Regions from separate parts of the Homo sapiens genome. Here region 2 is linked to region 1. A link is an interaction called in ENCODE POLR2A ChIA-PET data of the cell type or tissue named here. Cell type or tissue: OCI-LY7. All regions are shown on one strand. Each heading gives the region's core, and the rest is flanking DNA. Links, peaks and the distances in the headings are about the cores only. Region 1 overlaps DMD (dystrophin). Region 2 overlaps DMD (dystrophin).

The links. ChIA-PET counts read pairs that join two places held together with the same protein. Peaks named below come from ENCODE experiments on the same cell type or tissue, not always from the same donor. Only the 100,000 strongest peaks of a DNase experiment are listed, where the experiment ranks them.
Region 2: POLR2A ChIA-PET joins it to region 1 with 14 read pairs; 1 of 35 experiments calls an interaction of 5 or more read pairs at or near these places.

What each region holds. Positions count from the first base shown.
Region 1 is chrX:31,320,536-31,328,336 of GRCh38, forward strand. It overlaps DMD (dystrophin), which reads right to left. Exons shown (of 79, transcript NM_004006.3): 62 at 3,063-3,123. Among named protein-coding and RNA genes, the nearest start is that of FTHL17, 250 kb to the left of the region's middle. In OCI-LY7, for the core only: no CTCF peak of the experiment used is centred there; no DNase peak of the experiment used is centred there; H3K4me3 peaks cover 820 bases; H3K27ac peaks cover 362 bases.
Region 2 is chrX:32,444,988-32,452,788 of GRCh38, forward strand. DMD (dystrophin) reads right to left here. Exons shown (of 79, transcript NM_004006.3): 27 at 3,469-3,651. Among named protein-coding and RNA genes, the nearest start is that of MIR3915, 130 kb to the right of the region's middle. In OCI-LY7, for the core only: no CTCF peak of the experiment used is centred there; DNase peaks (open chromatin) are centred at 3,584 and 4,194; H3K4me3 peaks cover 923 bases; H3K27ac peaks cover 3,004 bases.

The DNA.
Region 1 (7,801 bases), core at 2,313-6,312:
GTATTTTTGTTCTTTTTAGACCAAGACGGCATCTCAGATTATGAACGGCATTAAGCTGTGCATAAAGTCCACCGAACCTTGTACATCAAATTAATTTGGTTTCCATAGAACATTTTAGATAATAGTAATGGCTAATAAGACACAAGTGCCATTAATCATCTGCTTACTGACAATGTTCATTTTATAAACATGTATGTTTTCCCTATATTACAGTTTAACATTTTACACTCATATTTGAGAAATTATACCATCCCTAATTTCAAAGAGATTATAATTGTAGAGAGAATTGCTCTCCATAAGGTTTCAGAGATATTTTTGAGAAATTACGTAATTTCCTCATTTCAAGGAACTGATTATTTCAGAGGCTTTTAAGGTCTCCATACTCACCTTTTGGCAAATTTTCCTGCCTATTGTTCTCTCTCTCTTATCATGAGCCAGGAAGCATAATAATCCTAAATTATATACCAAGATTTGAGCTCTTTAAAGAGGTGTGTGGTGAAATTGGAGTGGGTTGATAGGGCATATCTAAAGCTAATTAAACAGTGGAAAAATAAAATTCCTGTTTTTTAAAGTAAGAATTTACATTATGTTCATTAAAATAATGAATTTTAAAAATAAAGATATTATCGAACAAAAGCTGAGATCTTCGGTTTTTAAGTTTGGACAGGACAACTGAATGAGTCATGCTCATTACGTCTTAGAGCTAAAAAGGATCTTAGATATCATCTAGTCCAACTCTTTATTTTATAAATTAGAAACCAAGGTTTGGCTGGGCATGGTGGCTCAAGCCTGTAATCCCAGCACTTTGGGAGGCCGAGGCGGGTGGATCACCTGAGGTCAGGAGTTCGAGACGAGCCTGACCAATATGGTGAAACCTCGTCTCTACTAAAAATACAAAAATTAGCCAAGCATGGTGGCAGGTGCCTGTAGTCTCAGCTACTCGGGAGCTAAGACGAAAGAATTGCTTGAACCCGGGAGGCAGGGGTTGCAGTGAGCCGAGATCGGGCCACTGCACTCCAGCCTGGGCAACAGAGTGAAACTCCATCTCAAAAAAAAAAAAAAAAAAAAAAAAAAAGAAAGAAACCAAGATTTTTATAGGTTAAGTGACTTGCCTAAAGCCATACAGTCGCCTAATGACAGAGCCTCTAAGACTAGACTGGAGGACTAAAATTGAAGTTTTCTTATTCATAGATCTGTGCCCTTATCAATACCATCACCATGGTCTTTAGGTACATGAAGGAGCATTGGACAAATAGGATATGTAGCTGCTCTCTAATTCCACTGAGAAACAGCAAGAGACTAATACACAGAAGGGAATTACAGCTTTTCTGGAATTTGTCTCTTTATTATTTTTTGGACGGAGTTCATTTCCATTCCCTCACAGCAATGTACTGGGATCTCTTGTAGTAGAAGTAACATCAGGGAGAAGATGAATATATAGGGAAAGGACAATGGGACCGGGGAGACCCTAGCAATCCATGTGAGACCTCTAGTGAGCCCCAAACAAGTAGTCATTTGGAGAATAATAGCTTAAAGGTGTCTTGAATTCTCCAGTGATCCTAAAACCTCATCTATGAAAGGAGAAAAAGAGTCTTTATTTCAGCTCATAAAGGAATTGGATAAAAGTGAGAGCTTTATGAATTGGTTGAAGAAGTAGCAGGTCTCAAACATCTTAGTCGGAAATAAAAATTTGTGAGGACAAAGACACTGATGTAGGAAATCACTGTCTAGAGTTTGAAGAAAATTGTTCCATAAAATATACAGTGGATGTAAGGTAATATACAGTGCATGTCTACAGCAATATATTATTTAATAAAGCATGTGATTTAAATAGGTATTTAAAATGTACAGTTTTGAGTGACTAATGAATTAAATATAACAATAATAAAATTAAATTCATAAAATATGAAAACTAAAAAGCAGAATCAAACATACTAAAAAAGAATTTTCAAGTTAAGAGATACCTCATCTGGAAAAATGTAATAAGACAAATGGTAAACCGTTTCCTAAAGTATGTATTTCTCCTGAAAGAGTCAAAAGACTACCTTCACTCCCATTTTTCTGAGTTAACAAAATAGAGGCATAAAATCAAATTTCTTGAGGACTGTAGTAATGAAGATCTAGGACTGCTGTTATTGCTTTAGAACCGAATTAAGAAGAATTGATGGACAGTGAAAGAATAAAAACAGATTCGATAAAAGATGGCAGGCGGAAAAAAATGGGAAAACATCTAATATTTTTAGTCAGACTCATGGCAGAAGCAAGTTCAAAGACTTCGGTTGGTATCGAGGACTATTTTATGAACCCAGTAAATTGTAATTGTTGTTGAGGTTTCCAATTCAAAGTTAAATTTAAGTTAGACTCTAGTGCACAATGGATGAGAGACTGTGAAGGTATCGTAATCACTCAATATCCTCTCTCCTCTCTCTTCCACGTTGACCCAATGTATTGTCATTTATATTTCATGCAAAATACTACAGAAGGTGCTTCCAAGCACTCGTATTCTTTTGACTGGCACAAATGTTTCCAGAAAACAGTATCTTTCTGTTGTTAGGTGACAAATACTGAGTGTTATGTATCAAGAATGAACAACTAAGCCCTACGAGTCGAGGACTGCTGCTTTCTGCCTTTTGGAAACATGTAGTATTCATTCACCCAAAACAGTTGTGTACATATAACTGCGGAAATCTTCTATCTTTGACGGAAGAAGAAATGTGAGAAAACCCCTAAATAAAAGAAATTGTTCTCGCAAAGATTGACTCCCACTATCAATAAAATTATCTGGAGCTTTTGGTTCTATTGTGAAAAATCCGCCCCCTCTGTCACAAAACACACCATATATCCTGCATTAAATAAACTTTTCTTAAAAGTCGTTCCCCATTGCATCAGCAAATTTACAATGGTAATTTTAGAATAAGTTTTTTATCCAAGCTTCCTCAGGAAAAAAAAGACACAGGTATTGTAGGCCAGGCTAATGTCGCATTTTAAAAATAAACTCACTTGTGAATATACAGGTTAGTCACAATAAATGCTCTTTTAAAAATGTGATACTTCCAACTTACTTGATATAGTAGGGCACTTTGTTTGGCGAGATGGCTCTCTCCCAGGGACCCTGGACAGACGCTGAAAAGAAGGGAGGAAAAAAAGAAAGGCAAGGAGGTCAAATTCATCGCAAACAGGAAAGACAACATTAATCTCCAGAATTACAATTTTACACTGATATTGGTCTGTTTGCTCAGCTGCCCATGAAGACAGGATGGATTAACCTGCTGTTCTGAAATTTCTGTCCTAATCTAAGCGAAACTGAACTCATTCAGGCACAAAGATAAATGCGAAGAAAAAAAAAACCCACAAACATTTCCACTGCTAAACCTATAGAACAGATAAGAAACTGAATGAGTAGACTGACGGGGTTTCTTGTATGTGTCTCCCTTGAGTGCTTTTTTTTATAATACTTCCTGTTGCTGGTTCTCAATATTTTTTACTATTTGACTGACTGGATTTTATTATTTCAGTAGCTGAAATATCCCTCTGTGATATATTTACATTCTAAGTTATTGAAGCTAAAGTAATATGCTTATCACTCTGATATGGTTGTTTTTATCTTTATTGGTTTAAAGAGAATCCAAATTCACTTACCAAATAGATGCTTAATTTGGTGCCTCAAAATGTCAGCTGACCAGTGTGATCTTATTAGAAAAGGTGACCAAAAGTGAGGGAATGTCTACTGATATCAGAGCGTAATAAGACTTTTGTTATGAGTGATGAATCCTATACGTGAAATTTCATTTCACATACTAGGAATTTGTTTTATTATGACTTCACTGTGTATTGGTCAAATGAATGATCTTTGCATTGTTTTTTTTTTTTTCAGGCTTAAGTTGTAGGATTTCTTCCCTAAAGCTGAACCTCTACAAATATATTTTATATACTGTTTGATCTGATGGTTTTTTTTCTTTCTTTAAGACAAAATAATCTTGTTGAGGAGGCACTATAACATTTCCTCAACAATATAATCTTCCTCCTGAATATAGTTTTAAGACACTGGAGCTTTAAGAAACACAGAATATTATCAGAAACAGAAATAAAAGACGCATTCTTATTAATATCTAGCAACTTTATGTGTCTATACTTTTTCCCCTGAATTTTCATTCTGCTAATAATTTGAAGCACAGCTGATGCTGACCATTATTTCCTCCTATGAAAAACTCCCTTTTAAATTAGTCTCACAGTAAATTCACTCCGCAGTGTATTGAGATGTAAGAAAACGTCAAAGCTAATATATCCTCGACTACACTGTATAATATGAAAGAACAGCTTCTAATAAAAGTTAACTTCACCCACTGCCAGACAATTTAAGCGTAATGAAACTCCAGCTTCTTTGTTTTATATAGAGTAATAGAGGGATCAAATCACCCAACCTTTAACCAGACATGCTGTTTTGTACCTTGGAGATATGTCATTTAAACGATATAGGAAATGGATTTGTATTTGGCCGGTAATTATGCTTTTTCATTTTGGCAGACGGAAATTTTTAATACAGAGAAAAAAGACATTTAGCTGCTGTTTTGAAGTAGTCTCTGACTTTCCATTTCTTTCTGTCCTTCTTTCTCTATTCCTTTCTTTTCCCTTCCTCCTGCCTTCCCTGCTTCCCTTTCCATCTTTGCCTTTCTCATTCTCTTCCCAACTCTTCTCTTGTCCTTTTTTCTTCTGTAGGATGCAGCTCTCCTGTCCAAATAAGTTCACAGAGTAAATAAGATCTGATTTAAAAACATGGGCTAAGGCCAGGCGTGGTGGCTCACGCCTGTAATCCCAACACTTTGGGAGGCTGAGGCAGGCAGATCATCTGAGTTCAGGAGTTCAAGACCAGCCTGGCCAACATGAGGAAACGCTATCTCTACTAAAAATACCAAAAAAAAAAAAAAAAAAAAAGCCGGGCATGGTGGCAGGTGCCTGTAATCCCAGCTACTCGGGAGACTGAGGCAGGAAAATCACTTGAACCCAGGAGGCAAAGGATGCAGTGAGCTGAAATCGCACCACTGCACTCCAGCCTGGGCGACAAGAGCAAAACTCCAACTGAAAAACAAACAAACAAACAAACAAACCATGGGCTAGACTTCCTGACCTATCTGGTCAGAGTCTGTTGTTATGGAAATATTAAAAAGCTAGCCCTCTATAGCAGGAAACATGGTGGAGAGCCAGAAATTATAGCTCCTGGCTGCTCAGTGTACCTTCTTCTTAAAATACCAGCATCATAAAAGGAAGAAGAGAACTCCAGAGAGCTCTTGGTCCAGCCCTCACTGGCTGTGAATGCCAAGCCTGTGAATACCTAAACTGAGAAAAGAATGGCTATTCTTTCCTTAAAGGTATCTATGGGCTGAGGCCTCACAATTTCTCTTATTATACCTTTCTAGTTTTTTTTTTTTTTTATCATTCTAGTGGTCCAGAAATTCTTTCTAATTTGGAGGATGCTAGACCATCCTCTGATAGCAGAAGAATCACTTTGGATTTCCTACACTATTCTTAGGCGTCTCTCAGAAAGAAGTGTGCTGGAGAGGGCTGCTGGCTGCCTGGCCTGGCTTAGGGGCTTTCGGCCTGAAAGAAACAACCTCTAAGCAGCGAGAGACAGAGGAAAATTGGCGTTGCCTGGCTGAGCTAATGGGAAGACCTACGTAGGGTATCTAGAGTTGACTTTTTATGTTTACATTAAAAGGGGAAAATTTTCAATTAAATGTCAGAGAAGTTATCAGAATATGCTTGAACTAAATAGCTGAAAATATTTTTAAAGAATTTTAAAAATATTATAAATTCTAGATCAATATGAAATTTCAAGCTTTTGTAATTGCAGTTCTTAAGTGTTCATTTATTTTCCTTAAAAAAGCTTTTTGTCTTATGTGTAGCCATCAAATAGGTCCAATGGTGAGATTCAGTGTATTTTTTTTCTGAAAGATGTTTTTCCCCTTTGATTCACAGTTTATAAATTCACCTAAGCAACTGCTTTGCAGTCATTGTTTGAAACCTTACAATTTTATGCTCAAAAATGTCCTTGACACAATAAAAAAAAAAAAAAAAAGGAAAATAACAACAGCCTCCCCTCATTCCTTCCCTGCCCCATCATAATCACATACACACACACTGGAACTACTTGCTTTAGAAATAACACACAATTGGATGATAGTTCTACGGAATTGGGTTCAGTGCTCCTTCTCAAGAGATTCTTAAGGGTTGTCGACAATTTCATTTGGGGCTGCCAGATGATTCTGGTCTTCCATCTATTCAAAAGTTGATCAAATATGTGGCAGTGCTCACAAGTGTGCCACAGAATTTTTTCATTTCTTGTAGCAGTACTGATGCCAACAACAGCTGTTTCTTATCTCAGTGTACCAGTGGAAGCTTGTCATTCTTCATAAAGCTAGCCTACGTAATAGACACACACATCTTTTATGCCTGATGTGTCCATTTTTAGTAGCCCATCAAAAGCAAATTTATCGGCAAATAGTTTCTATATGACACCGGGTTGTCCTTTGGTATTTTCTTATACAGATGTGCTTATAACCACTACGTGTAATTCCAGGGCAGCTTTGTGATTCAGATTCTTGAATGTACAAATCAACCATTATCATACGGCACCAGCATCATGGGGTATTGTCCACTGAATTTAGATAGCAAACTACACATGCATTTATTTATTGCAAAACCAACCTCTGAATTTCCTTTTGTGTTACAGACACAGTATGTTATTAAGAGCAAGAAAGGGTAGCAATTCTATCTTCAAATGCTTTTCCTTCCTTGAGGTGACAGGATTCAATATTGTGCCCAAGGTAGTTTTGAAAATCACAAGCACAGGCCACATTATTTAGGGGAAGTTGTTATTTCAGCCGTTTTTAAATGCATGATGAACAGAATGTTCCAAGTGATGCACCCTGGTGTTAAGTCATATTTTAATCAACATAGGGGCCTAACCAGAAAATTAAAAAGAATGCTAATGTTATTTTAAGACATGCCAAAAGAGCACTTTCTGGAATTCCAACACAAATACCTTCATTCATCTCTCTACTTTTCTCATACTTGGTGGATTTGGAGTTTGATAACATAGGTGGGTCAAAAAAGTGGGGACAGTTTAGATAAATAACCGATACAGCAATCACTGGAGGTAAAATAGAAAACTCACCTCTGGGGTTGAACAAAAGGCATTAGGGAGGATCTACTAGACTTGTTTTGTCTTTTCCAGAATGTCATATAAATACAGTATGTAACCTTTTGATACTGGTTTATTTCACTCAGCATAATGCATAATCCATATTGCTGTATCAACGATTTGTTTCTTTTCATTGCTAAGTAGTATGCCATTATATGGGTGTACTACAGCTTAGTTATCCATTCACCTGTTCAAAGACATTAGGTTGCTTTTAGCATTTGGCAATCATGAATAAAGCTGGTATCAACATTTGTGTACAGGTGTTTGCATAAGCATAAGTTTTCATTTCTCTAAGATGAATGCTTAAGAGTGGGCTTGTAGGGTTACAACAGATTTTTCATTGCTAAAAAATTCCCACTTATGGATGTACCATGATTTATTGAATAAATTCCCTCTTTGGGAACATATAAGTTGTCTCCAGTTTTTCACTGTTCTAAGTAAGGCCACAGTGAACATCTTTGTAGATAAATCTTTGCACATATTTTAGTTACTTTTTTAAAGCAAAATTCCTAGAAGTATATTTACTTGATTAAAGGCTATGAATGTTTTAAAAACATTTTACATAAATTACACTTATGGCAGCAGAAGCCTCTCTTTATTGAT
Region 2 (7,801 bases), core at 1,745-5,744, 1.1 Mb after region 1:
ACTTCCAGTGCCCATAGGCTCTGAGTTGAGATATGGTAGGTAAATTAGACTCCAGGGCATCACTAAAGCATTGGTTAAAAAGACATAATATTCAAGAGCAGTTTGTGTAAAGCTGTTGACAAGCGTCAGCTTGAAATTCTTGTTAAACACTACGAGGTACTATAAAAGCCTAGGAGATCTTTTTTGGGGGGTTCAAAGCTCATATGAATAAGGCCAATCTGGATCCTCAACAGAGCGAATCAAGTCTATAGAGAACGAGCCAGGTCAGTGGTGATAATATATAGAAGAGGGACAACAGACTAGGCATTATAGATGTGTGTGGGTTTTAACAAAAGGGAACAGCAGTTGTGAGCAGCAAAAAAAGGACTTTCACATGAAGAGAGTATTTTTCCCTCTTCACCCTCCCTTATATCGACAGTAGATCTGTATCCAGAAACTGGGATGGAGGAGGAGACTGTGAGACCATTTATTCTCACTCCTGCGTCTGTATAAATTGCTGAAGCAACAGATTAATCTAAACTTGTGAAATATTTGATTAAGTTATGATATTTAAATTTAAATTAGAGTACATTTTAATAACTAAAAGTGAATAAAAAGTAATGAGATCCCAGAGAAATATTGTTAAAGAAGCCAACTACCAGGCAGAAGGTGAAATTTGACAGAGTTGGGTGTAGTTATTGGAAAAATAAGACGGTGTCATGTTTATTACTCATTAAGTTGAAACATTTCAGTCAAACAGATGGTATCTGTTTAAGTTGTTTAAAGGAATACATAGAATTAATCACAAAAAAGAAGAAAACCATAACAAAGAACAGATTTGTGAAACAACTCAATAAAATATTGAGAAATGGAAAATATGTTTTTTGAAAAAATATAAACACACATACATAAATGTAGAGAGATAAATATATATACAGACAAAGATGAGACTATTTCTCTATTGAAGGATAAATTACGCCACAGGCAGCTGAAGCGAGAATTTGAGAGTTGGAAGACAGATTTTAGAAAAGTATCCAAAATTGAGCAGATAGAGATAAGAATATAGAAAATATTAAAGGGAAACCAGTAACTGGAATATAAGAAGGGGATAGTCTTAATAGCTCTAAGAAAGTTTTCCCTTAGGAAGGAATGAAGAGATTGGGAAAAAGAAAATCTTCACAAAGACAATGCAGAACCACTAAAGAAATAACGTATCTGTTCTAATTAACACACCAGGTGACAAAGTATAAATGAAAGCAAATTTACACACAGACAAAGTTGAGTGAAACTGTAGAAGACAAAATAGGGTGAAACTGCAGAGCAGACAGGACGAAGAGAAAATTTAAAGGTACCAGAGAAAATGATAAAGAAACAATAACTTGACAGCAGATTTCCTAAAGGCAAAAAATTTCAAAAGACAAATAATATTTTCAGTGTTGTAGGAAAAAAAAAAACCTGTCCTTACATAATTTCCTGCTCAACTGCATCATTATCCAATACTCAGGGCAAAATAAAGGCATTTTCAATATGTAAAATCTGAACACATTTGCTACTCACACTCAAGGAAAGAGCAAGAAAGAAACTGAACACAGAAGCAAAGGGAAGAACAAAAGGCAAAACTGATCACAAAAACTGGGAAAATAGCATCGGTAAATCTAAATAAATATTATATGAAATAGTTAAAACAACAGCAGCAGCAACAGCAATTATATGGACTAATTTGGGGGAAATAAGGTGAAAATGAAATATGAGGCAACAATAACGCGGAAAACGGAAGAGGTAGGTTCAGAGTTAAACTATGCTAATGTTTCCACCATATTATTGTTAGAGAGGTATAGAGAAATATTTATAAGATAAAATAAAGTACATATTCCAAACCAGTGAAAAAGGACTAAAATGGAACTCAATAATTTGATAACTTCAATATGAATAGGGAATGTTAGAAATGTTATTATACATGAGAAGGAAATGGAAAAATAATCCAATAATTGGTCTTGAAAAGTTTGTTATTAATACGAAAACTTAAGAAAATCCCTTCGGAAAATGTACTCCAATATAAATTTCTAATGAATCACGGAGTATCATTTAAATGAACAACATGAATAATAGGGAACAATGATGCTTATTTAAGGACATTAAGAACATAAGAAAGTAATAGTAGGTGTTTTATTTAAACATTGTCAGAAAGCATTTCCTGGGTACAAAAAGTCCCTCCCTATTGTAACATGTTAGTGAATTAATTGTGGTTTTCTTGAGACATGTACAGTGCCATCAGATCCCTTCCCTTCCCATTCTTTGTTATATTTTATATAGCACTCACATAACACTGATACATAAGATACGTCATTATATCCTCAGAAACTGTAATATTTCCTGACATATAGAAGGCACTTTTCAAGAGTCTGAGGAGTGAATTGCATTTAAAAGAAAAGAATAAGGATGAGTAAAGAAGAGCTTAGAACTGATAATGGAGAAACTCGGATCACATTTTACAATTGGAAAATGATAATACTGTATTGGGAATATATGGGGTACTTTAGCTACAAATACATTTTAAAATATTTTTAAAGGTGTACTTTATTATTGATCTGAATCGTATCTTTCTTTAAATATCAAACCCTCAACATAGGAAGCAAACTAAATAATGTTTTTCAAAAGTAAAGAGGTACCTGAACACTTTATTAACCATATTCACCAAAATAACTCAGTCTGTGTGAGGGAAGGGGGCTTAAAGTCCAACTCATGTGCAATGTCTGGCAGCATCAGCATTTGTAGTGGATAAAGTTTTGTGCCCCTTGGCACAGTATTTTCATAAGAAAGGTCATAGCTTATTTTTGATGCAATTACATGGCCATCATTTGAGGCACCTGCTTTCTTTATCTAAATTCAGATAAGCATAATCTAGACAGTAAGGCCCATCCATAAAAGTTAAAGCAGAAGTTGTGATAATACATAAATATAATGCAAACCATCAAAAAATATAGAGCTGGTTAGGTAACATGTCTAACAAAGAACTCTATGGGGCACGGCAATTACTAAAGACAATTGTAGTAAAAACATACTTCTCTACAGAATGCTTTTCCCCAAAGATACTTAAATAAGTTTATGTACATACAAAAATAAGAAAAAATAAAGATCATTGTCTATAAATCTGGAGAAAATTTATAGGATTTTATGACCTAATAATAGTAATGAGAATTAGAAGCATAGCTACTCACATATATTGAGTACTAGGCTAAGTAGTTTAAAGAGAATAGCTCATTTAATTTTCTCAACAACTTATGAATTATGTATTATGTCTAGTTGACAGATTGAAAACAGGTTTACACAAGTTAAGCAAATGGCCCAAAGTCATACAACTTATAAGTGCCTGAATGAGGAATTCAAGCCAAAGTTGTTTTGCACTGGTATCCATGTTCTTAACCACTATGCCTCACATATGACCATGTATTGACATATCATTGACAAAGACCAAGAAAAGCAACTGACTTCCAAAGTCTTGCATTTCCCATTCAGCCTAGTGCAGAGCCACTGGTAGTTGGTGGTTAGAGTTTCAAGTTCCTTTTTTAAGGCCTCTTGTGCTACAGGTGGAGCTTGAGCTATGACACTATTTACAGACTCAGTAAGGAGTTTCACTTTCGCTTCTTTTTGTTGGGCCTCTTCTTTAGCTCTCTGAAAAATAAAGAATGCTCTCTTAATAGCATGAAAATAACTTTACATCCAAAATGCATTTCTATGAATCATATAATTTCTTTCTCACAACATCCCAGTTAGAATGAGAATTACAAAAATAAATCTAATATGAACTCCAGTCTCTTCCATAAATTTAAGTTTAGTTGAAATTGGAAAGTTAAAGAAATAATTTATTATAAGAATACAACAGATCTGTAACAAGAATAGACTGAAAAGTAGTCTGCATGGAGGTATGGATTTGTGGTCAAATATATACACATTGATATAAATACAATTGTTTGGAAAAGGCAAGAAACAAATATTTCAATATTAACTAGGTTAAAAAATATTTGGCAGTCTAGAATTGAAATCACTTATAAATTACTTGGATGAATAATATTGAAACCATCACAAATATCATTATTTAAGTTAAAGGATACTTAACATAGAAAGGTCCCCTTGATGCTATATTTAGGAACATATTTTGATAAAAGAAAGTTTCGTTCGAGAATTGAAAACACATGAGAGAAAGAGAAACCAAAAAAGGAGCTGCTGATATCAGAAGCTGGCCTGACACCCAGCTATGCCTTGGTCTTCTCAAGTGGAAAATAAACTGTTTCACAGAATTTCAACATTGGAAAAGGCCACTTTGTTTCCATAATGGATCAAGACCATGACAAGATCATTCCATAATCATGTCTGAATCCAGACAAAAACATCAACATTACCCAAACCACAAAACGCCCAACACTCTCCTATCCTGGTTAATATGAACGAACGCCGTTTCTTTATTAATTGCAACTTTAGCCTCATTCTGGTCTTCTCTCCTTCTGGACAAGATACGATACCCATATAGCTATCCCTACACACTAATGACAAGCAATCCAAAGTAAAGCTTTTAAACCCTCCCTCAAATCCCCTAACACAAGCACAAATCCTACAATGTTTTTTTTTTTTTTCATCCACACGCACCCCCTGGCCTCCATGTTGTGTATTCTCCCTCATTGCAAAAAATAATGAACCCAACTTGTTCAGCTACAAGAGAGTTGGTGGTGGTCTTCGGTTGGGAGACATTTACACTCCTTAACTTCAAATGCGTACATGTATTTTAGAAACACACACACATACACACTGTATCTTTAGTCTGTGTTCCTCCAGGGGTCAAACCTGACATTAGCTTTCAAATATAAGTAGTTTATTTATGTGTGCCATGTAAAAGAAATTCTGGTAGCTGAATGGGGAATTGAGACAAGAAAGGGAAGAGACATCCATATGGGCATACTTATTAATCCCAGCAAACACTGTTAATGACTAGAGTTTAATCCTGTTAGAAAGCCCTGAGAAATATATGCCTGCGGGTTATCCCATTCAGGGGTGAAGAAATTGGGGTATTATTTCTGTATCATCTTCCCTAATTGTTAAAGGCTGTTGGGGAAATGTTAATTTCCCAGTACTTGCAAGCCTACCACACAAGTGCAAAAGTGGGATTCAGTGGCCACAGAAAGCCCTCAAGTAAAGGAACTCAGGTTCTATAATGTAGAAGTTGGGCCTGCATACAATGCGGTGGTTAAGGTAAGGGCTTATTGGCAGGATATGGATAAGGTCAGCTATAAAATGCCTTTGTATGTGTCAGCATAATCACCCTACTCCTTTGGATTTAGTCCCACAATTCCTTAAAAGTATGCATTATGTCAGAAAATGCAAATTGTTTTGTCTATAGAATGCTTAACTTCACCGATTTTAATTGATTGAAATCTTTAGTTCAATATTCTAAATAAATCAGCTTTTTGGCATCACTGAGCATAGAGATTGTTTTTACACAAATTGCATTTTGACTTTAGTAATTATAGTATAATCAACAAGTTTGATTACCATTCATCATTTAATATGTGCTACTGTGTTCTGTGCCAGCCATGTCATAAGTGCTACCTCATTAGATCTTTACCCAAACCTTCTCGGATGTGTTTTGTTACCTCTATATTGGACATTAGAAAACTGAGGTTCAGAGAGTTTAAGGAAATCATCCTCAGAGTTATATCCTCTCTTTCTCATAGTTTCTGTTAAGCGGGTCTCAAATGTTCCATGAGCTGAAGAAGGAGCATGCTGTAGTCAGTCTAATGAATAAAATTACAATTTATGCTCATTATAAATAACCCAAGCAACTATATAAAAATGTAGAATGAAGAACACTTCTTTCCATGGTTTTTAGACTTCATATATTCTTGGTTTAATAAGAGGCTCAGATCTTGGGAAAGGTTCGAAGAACAAACAGCAAAATTTATTAATCCAGGTACATATGAGGAAAGAAGATGATGATGAATTTCTCTACTAGGAGAAAAGGTAGAAAGCTAAATGACTGGTACAGTTTCTATACAAATCCTCATAAAAACGGTGGCTCTTGTTTCTTTCCATGAATCTAACTATGATATGCTCTGCCATCTTTCATTGCTAGGATTTCACACCCGTGCTTCTTAAAGTGAGCACCCTTGGAATCACTCTGCAACTTGTTCTTTGGTATCAAACTCAAACTTGTTAAAAATGAAAAACTACAGGCCTCACCCAAGACTCACTGAATCAGAAATTCTGGGGTCAGGGCCCAGCACTCTGTGTATTAAACAAGACTTCCAGGTGATTCTGATGTCCATTCAGATGCAGGAATCACTGCTGTAGTGATTATACAAATTTATTTGTGTATTTACTATTCTCACTTTATGTGTAAGTTCTGGTAAGCACTAGTACTAGAGTTATAATAGAGTAAAAATTAAAAAAAAATAAAACCAGTTAATAACTTTCCAGAGTGTTTTTCAAAGGGTTTTAGTATAAAGTTTTACCATATAGTGATTGCTGATCTCCATAAAAGTTTTAAAGTCAGAGGTTGTTTATCAAACTGTACCCTGGGTTCTTTTATGTCAAAAAAACTTTCCTTTTCAGGGGAAAAATAAGTTATTAAAACAGCACTTCCATTTTCAGGTAAAACACAGGAAAGAACATAAACAGAAGGGGGGGTCTCTATTTCTTCTTTGAGTATCAGGGAGAGATGTCAAAATAGGTCTGTTAGTATCTTCTGACAATAAAGAAAAATTAGCTATCAAATGAGCACAGGTAGAAGTCTGGACAAGGTACTATTGCTAACCTCCAGGTAGTGAAGTTGCCTTAAAGAAACTGTCTTGAGTAGCAGGCTGAAAACTCAAGAAATGAAATCTTCCTGCCAACTCTTCCAGTGGTTGTTGCCAGAGGCTTCCAGAGTTTACCTCTTTTTACTATCACCCCCATACTAAACCAATTTTGTAGCTAGACCAATTATCAAAACATGTCAATCAATGTAGACAAATTTGTTGGAACACTCATTTCAAGGATGGTTTTCAAATTTTAAAAATTTGAGACAGTTTACTCTAGAGCACAGGAAAATAAGAGAGATCTGACTGGGTTGTTGGTGACATAGGCAAATCGCTCATAGGGAGAGGGAAGAGGGCCAGAAGAGGCACTGAACCAAAGGAACCCAGGGATAATCAGAGCAGCTGAACACAAATGACTCTATAGTATCTACTTACGGATCTGAGGTAGTGGCCATATATAAATAGACGCAGTGAGAAAGGAATTGAGATACAAGAGAAAAGGCCATATGAGTGACACACAATGGAAAAGAAAGGAAAGGAAAAGGAAAGGGAAAGTGAAAGTGAAAGTGAAAGTGAAAGTGAAAGGGAAAGGGAAAGGGAAAGGGAAAGGGAAAGGGAAAGGGAAAGGGAAAGGGAAAGGGAAGGGAAAGGAAAGGGAAAGGGAAAGGGAAAGGGAAAGGGAAAGGGAAAGGAAAGGAAAGGAAAGGAAAGGAAAGGAAAGGAAAGGAAAGGAAAGGAAAGGAAAGGAAAGGAAAGGAAAGGAAAGGAAAAAAGAGATGAAATAGAATAAAATACCTTCAATCCTGTGGGCTCTACCACAAATAAAGTCTGTGACTATGGCTAAATCATTTGACCTATCTGGGAATTGCAGTTTTCTGATAAGCAGAGAGAGAAGTGTGAATTACACAAGTTTCAAAGTACCTTCTAGCTCTCACATTCTGATAAAGTTTTCCTCAGGGGTGACCTCCCCAAAGTCAAATTTTAAATTATTTTGGTCTTTTGAAATACTCCAATGGTTTTTCTTGTCCATTTAG